2 separate regions of the Homo sapiens genome follow, and region 2 is linked to region 1. A link is a loop called in an ENCODE intact Hi-C map of the cell type or tissue named here. Cell type or tissue: CD14-positive monocyte. All regions are shown on one strand. Each heading gives the region's core, and the rest is flanking DNA. Links, peaks and the distances in the headings are about the cores only.

Evidence for each region. Hi-C counts contacts between places; a loop is a spot of excess contacts. Peaks named below come from ENCODE experiments on the same cell type or tissue, not always from the same donor. Only the 100,000 strongest peaks of a DNase experiment are listed, where the experiment ranks them.
Region 2: a loop joins it to region 1, with 2.0 times the contacts of the local background. A loop is called at or near these places in 3 of 110 quality-filtered maps.

The regions. Positions count from the first base shown.
Region 1 is chr7:2,869,111-2,872,020 of GRCh38, reverse strand. No RefSeq gene overlaps it. Among named protein-coding and RNA genes, the nearest start is that of GNA12, 26 kb to the right of the region's middle. RefSeq lists an enhancer at 1-397 and silencers at 1,204-1,423, 2,371-2,575. In CD14-positive monocyte, for the core only: no CTCF peak of the experiment used is centred there; DNase peaks (open chromatin) are centred at 1,340 and 2,440; H3K4me3 peaks cover 863 bases.
Region 2 is chr7:2,961,737-2,964,646 of GRCh38, reverse strand. All of the region lies in intron 1 of CARD11 (caspase recruitment domain family member 11), which reads left to right. Among named protein-coding and RNA genes, the nearest start is that of CARD11-AS1, 19 kb to the right of the region's middle. In CD14-positive monocyte, for the core only: no CTCF peak of the experiment used is centred there; a DNase peak (open chromatin) is centred at 1,556.

The DNA of each region.
Region 1 (2,910 bases), core at 295-2,794:
CTTGGGGGATGCTGCTGGCTTAGGGTCACTCTGGACTCAGACCCCAGACCCCTGCTCACCTGGACCTTCTCCAAACCTTGCACTGGAGAGAAGGTTCTTGAACCTCATCCTGGGGCAGGCACCCATTCCCTGAGAATCCCACTCTACCAGACCTCAAAATGAATAATCAGGCAATGAATAAGCAGATCCCCTCCCACCATGGCCCCAGCCTAACTGTGGAGACAGGCAAGCCTGCTCTCCATGCAGGAACAAAAATCAGTGCTAGAACAAAGGCACAGATCGAGCTGTATCTGGCAGGAGTGGTCAGAATGCCAGAGAGAGAGAGCTCAGGCAGCATTCCCAAGGCAGGTGGTAGACCCAGGGCCCCAGGGAGCGTTCAGCCAGTGGCAGGGGTTTGGGTTGAGCTGGTCTGCCCACTGGAATCAAAGTGGGCTGGGACACAGGACCAGAGTCCCAAATACAACCCTCGGGCTCTGCAAGCCTGGCCCATGTCACGTTCACTGCGCCCGCAAGCCATGAGTCCTGCCCTCAACTTGCGCCTGTGATGCTGTCCTCATCCAGTCCCAGAGAGATGATCCACCTCGGGGCCCTGCATAAGCCCTGGCCTCTGACACTCAGCCCCCATCTCCTTTACACTGGAAATGTCTCAGGTGTCAGCCCTCTCCAGGAAGCCTCCCTGACCCCAGTCCCTTGGTCGGTGCTCCCTGACCCCAGTCCCTTGGTCGGTCCATTGCCTAGGATGGAGTGCAGTGGTGCGATCTCATCTCACTGCAACCTCCGCCTCCCAGGTCCAAGCGATCCTCCTGCCTCAGCCTTCCCCGTGGCTGGGGCTGCAGGCAGGCACCACCACGCCCTGCTAATTTGTGTATTTTTAGTAGAGATGGGGTTTCACCATGTTGGCCACGCTGGTCTCAAACTCCTGACCTCAGGTGATCCACCCGCCTCAGCCTCCCAAAGTGTTGGAATTACAGGCGTGAGCCACCGGCCCCGGCATTTGGTCAGTGCTTTGATGCATGTGTCACATCAGCCTTTGTGTCACCGTCGGGGTGGCCCTGGAGGTGCACGGCTCTGCTTTCCCTCCCAGAGTCACCCTCCACAGGAATGCAGTAGCACCTGGGGCCTGGCAGCTCCTGCCCCACCCGGGACCTTGCTAGAGCTCCCCGTGGGCCTGGAGAGGACTTTCTCACAGCTGCACTGCAGCCTGGGGCTCCTCCCACTTAACCCTCCTTCCTTCCTCTTCTCCTCTGGCAAACACAAGCCCTGCGTCACGGTTGGAAGTTGGTCCCCGCCCACCCTGCATCCTCTCCCTGTATCCTGCTTGGGCATTGCGTTTCATCAATCTCTTGCTCATTTCTTCTGTCTTGACGTCTGCCTCCCAGATGACCAAAGTGACACAGGTAACGAAATGAGTCTCTCTAATGAGTTCCCTAAAGTCCTGGGCCTCCGAGGGCTGCAGGCCCTGCCTCCTCTTACTCATCGCTGACTCCAGGCACCTGGCCTAGAGCTTCACAGGGGCTCAATAGCTTCCTGTCCTGCTCAGGCAGAGAGGGGCAGGCAGGGAGGGTCTCACACTCCAGGGAAGGGTGCTGCCTTTGCAGAGTTGAAGTGGAGTGTGTAGGGGGTGGTGGGGGAGTCCTGGGAGACCGTCAGCCACTCCTTGTGCACGTGGGAAAGGGGGACCCGGACAGGACGGGAGGACGCAGGGTGTGAACAGCATCGGACCCCACAAAGCACCCCTGGCGCACAGAGGTAAGGTCTGCTGGCTCAGGTATCACTAAAAGCCACAGAGTGGCTCACCAAGCCCAACAGGGCCCAGACCAGGCGCTCAGCTCTCACTAGGTCCGATCCCCGCCTCGCCTCTGAGCTGTAGCCCTCTGTGCAGGGGGGGCGCACTCCTGCCCATGGCAGACAGACCCCTCCACTGGGACACACGGGGCCACCACAGCCCAGCGCCCTCTTTCTCCTCCAGGCAGGGTGGACTCTCCTGGGTGGAGACTGATATGGTGAGGCTTTGCGCCTCACCCAAATCTCATCTTTTTTTTTTTTCCTTTGAGACTGAGTCTGGCTCTGTCACCCAGGCTGGTGTGATCTCGGCTCACTGCAGCCTCTGCCTCTCGGGTTCAAGCGATTCTCCTGCCACAGCCTCCCACGTAGCTGGGACTACAGGCACGCACCATCACTTCTGGCTAATTTTTGTATTTTTAGTAGAGACAAGGTTTCGCCATGTTGGCCAGGCTGGTCTCGAACTCCTGACCTCAAGTGATCTGCCCACTTCGGCCTCCCAAAGTGCTGGGATTACAGGTGTGAACCACCGCACCCGGCCCCAAATCTCATCTTGAACTGTAATCCCCATAATCTCCACTGAGTCATGGGAGAGACCAAGTGGAGGTCATTGAGTCACGGGGATAGATTTCCCCCAAGCTGTTCTCGTGAGAGTGGCTGAGTTTTCAGGAGATCTGATGGTTTTACAAGGGGCTCTTCCCGCTTCACTCAGCACTTCACCCTCCTGCCACTTTATGAAGAAGGTCCTTGCTTCCTCTTCACCTTCCATCATGATTGTAAGTTTCTTGAGGCCTCCCAGCCATGCTGAACTGTGAGTCAATTCAACCTCTTTTCCTTTATAAATCACCCAGTCTCAGGCAGTTCTTTATAGCAGGGTGAAAACAGACTAATACATAGGCCTACCCCTTGGGCCACGTTACTGTTGCCAAAGATGTGAAGAGGTCCGGGTTACAGGACCATGCCCCTGGGTGGGTGTGTGGGTGGGTGTGTGGGTGGGTGTGTGCACGTGCGTGCCTGCAATGCTCCTGTGACTATGCGTGGCTGTGGTGTACGTGCGTTCGTATGTGACTCCATGGGGTACATCCGCGTGTGTATGTGTTTGTGTATGGCTTGGAAAGGCCCCACCAG
Region 2 (2,910 bases), core at 218-2,717, 93 kb before region 1:
TAGCTGGGATGATTGCTAGTTTAATTAAGCTCAGATGATGTGGAGTTCAGGGAGGCTCAGTAGGAATCTCTGCTCTTCCACTTATTAGCTGTGAGATCTCACTCTGTTATTGAACTCTCAGATCCTACCTTCTCATCCATAAAATGGGAGTAATAAAACCACCTAATTGAGCTTCTGTGAAGATTAATCAAGGTGATAGCCATGAAGAGCCAGGTACACAGTCAGCAGTTTCAGTTTAGGAAGGGGTGAGCTGACTCACAAGCATTGCAAAAGATGGAACGTGGTGTGTGTGCAAAGACTGAAGATAACTATTTTGTTCTTCATACTTAAATGCATTATCCATATTTCCAATGACTGACATGTGTTTTTTTAAGTTAGTTTTATTTTTTATCGAAGTCATACATGAGTCATGCAAAGGAGCAAAATACACCAGGCATGGTGGCTACGTCCGTAATTCCAGCACTTTGGGAGGCCAAGGCGGGTGGATCACTTGAGTCCAGGAATTCAAGACCAGCCTGGGCAATATGACAAAACCCCATCTCTATTATATTTTTAATTAAAAAATTGAAAATAAGAAAGTAAAATAGGCATGTAAGAAAAACATCACTCCCCAACCCAGCCATCATCATCCCCTAGTCCTGATCCCCAGAGGCAATCACCTCAAACTCTTCTTCAGGCCAAGCACAGTGGCTCATGCCTATAATCCCAGCACTTTGGGAGGCCCAGGCAGGTGGATCACTTAAGATCAGGAGTTTGAGACCAGCCTGGCCAACATGGTGAAACCCCGTCTCTACTAAATATACAAAAATTAGCCAGACATAGAGCATACCTGTAATCCCAGCTACTTGGGAGGCTGAGGCAGGAGAATCGCATGAACCTGGGAGGTGGAGGTTGCAGTGAGCCAAAATCGTGCCACTGCACTCCATCCTGGGTGACAGAGTGCGACTCCACCTAAAAACAAAAAACAAAACAAAAAAACCTCTTTTTCACTTTGTTTTCTTCTGTTATTTCTTCTGTTCTTTTTCACTAGGTCTAAATAATGTTTGCCTTGCTATTTGTTGATATGTTAGTTTTAAGACATTATCAACTGACATATTGTTAGATAGATGAGAATTTAGCTCTCTTTTACTAATAACCCATTCAAAGCACTTCCCCTTCCTCCATTTTCTCATTATATTAGGCCACAATCTGTTGTGTTGATTCATCTGTGGTGGTTATATTATTATAACTAGGTAAATATTGTTCATGTTAAGGCAAGTTGTGTGCTCTGATTTTCTTTCTTGTCTGCACTTTTGTTTTTTTCCTGGAGTTAATATTGCCTCTTTTTTTTTTCCTTTGCTTTTGCGCAGGGTTTCTTTTAAATATACTTATTCTTCATTGTTTCCCCATCTGACTCTCAGATCTGTCATTCGCCTAACAATATGATTTCCTGAATTATCAAATATATCAGAAAATCATTCTGTTTTTCCCCTGGCAACCTCTCCCTTGTGGACACTCCATGATCCTGTTGCAATCTTGGCCAATTGCTCCTGGCCGCTTTACTTTCACCCTGGGACTTTCCTTGATGCTTCCCCAAGTAGATTCCTTGCTTTGTGAGCTCCACACCTTCCTCTTTATTGTTTACTTCCTCATTTTGCTGCATCATATCCTCTAGTAGCTTCCAATGAAAAGGTGCCCAGGAGCAAATATTTGGAGTTCCTGCTTTTCTGAAAATAATTTTTATTCTATTTTCACACATAATAGTTTGGGTGGATATAGGATCCCAGGTAAAAAAGAATTTTCCATCAAAAATGTGAAGGCATTGCCTCATTTTCTCCGAGCTTCCAGTATTTGTATTGAGGAGTTTGATGGTATATTTGCTTCCATTCTTCTTCATGTGACCTGAGGTTTTCTCTCTGGAAACTTCTAGGGTCGTTTCTTATTCCCTGGTGGCCAGAATTTTTGCAACAATGTGCACTGAGAAGGTTCTTTTCAACTGATTGTACTAATATTCAAAGAGCCTATTAAGTCTGAAGTCTCATGTTTTTACACTCAGAGAATTCTCTAACTTTATTTCTCTGATAATTTCATCCCTTGATTTATAGTCTATCCCCAGAAGATATATAACAAGAAGACACAGTCTTTGTCATCTCTTTTTAGGATTTCTATTTATTGGATATTAGACCTCCTAAATTGATCTCATTCCCTCCCCTCTTATCTTCCTTCTCTTTAATTTTTTATTTAACTTTTCAGGAAATTTCCTCAACTTTATCTTCCAAGCCTTCTATTGATTTTAAATTTCTGCTGCCTTATTTTTAATTGCCAAGAACTTCTTGTTCTTTGATTGTTCCTCTTCTTAGCACCCTACCATTGCTTTATGGATGCAGTGCTTCATCTCATCTCTAAATGATTCTTAATTATCAGGTTATGTTTTGGGGGTTTCTTTTGAGACAGGGTATCGCTGTGTTGCTCAGGCTGGAATGCAGTGGTGCAAACATGGCTCACTGCAGCCTCAATCTCCTGGGGTCGAGCAATCCTCCTGACTCACCCTCCTGTGTAGCCAAGACTACAGGTACATATAACCATGCCCAGCTAATTTTTTGATTTTTTGTGGAGACAGTGTCTCGCTATATTGTTCAAACTGGCCTCGAATCCCTGGGCTCAAGCAATCCTCCCACCTCAGCTTCCCAAAGTACTGGGATTAGAGGTGTGAGCCACTGCACCGGCCAGGTTATGTTTTTTTAAAATTTTCTCTTATTCTGTGCATTGTCTGCTCCTAGCAGGTTCCTTGTGTCTGTGTGACCCTTTTGATCTCTGCCTTTCATGTGGAGACTTTCCTCAACCATCAAGTGATCCTTGCCTCTATTTATTCTTAAGTGAGAGGCCACAAAAACCCCAGCATTTCCCAGCCAGGCACGGTGGCTCACACCT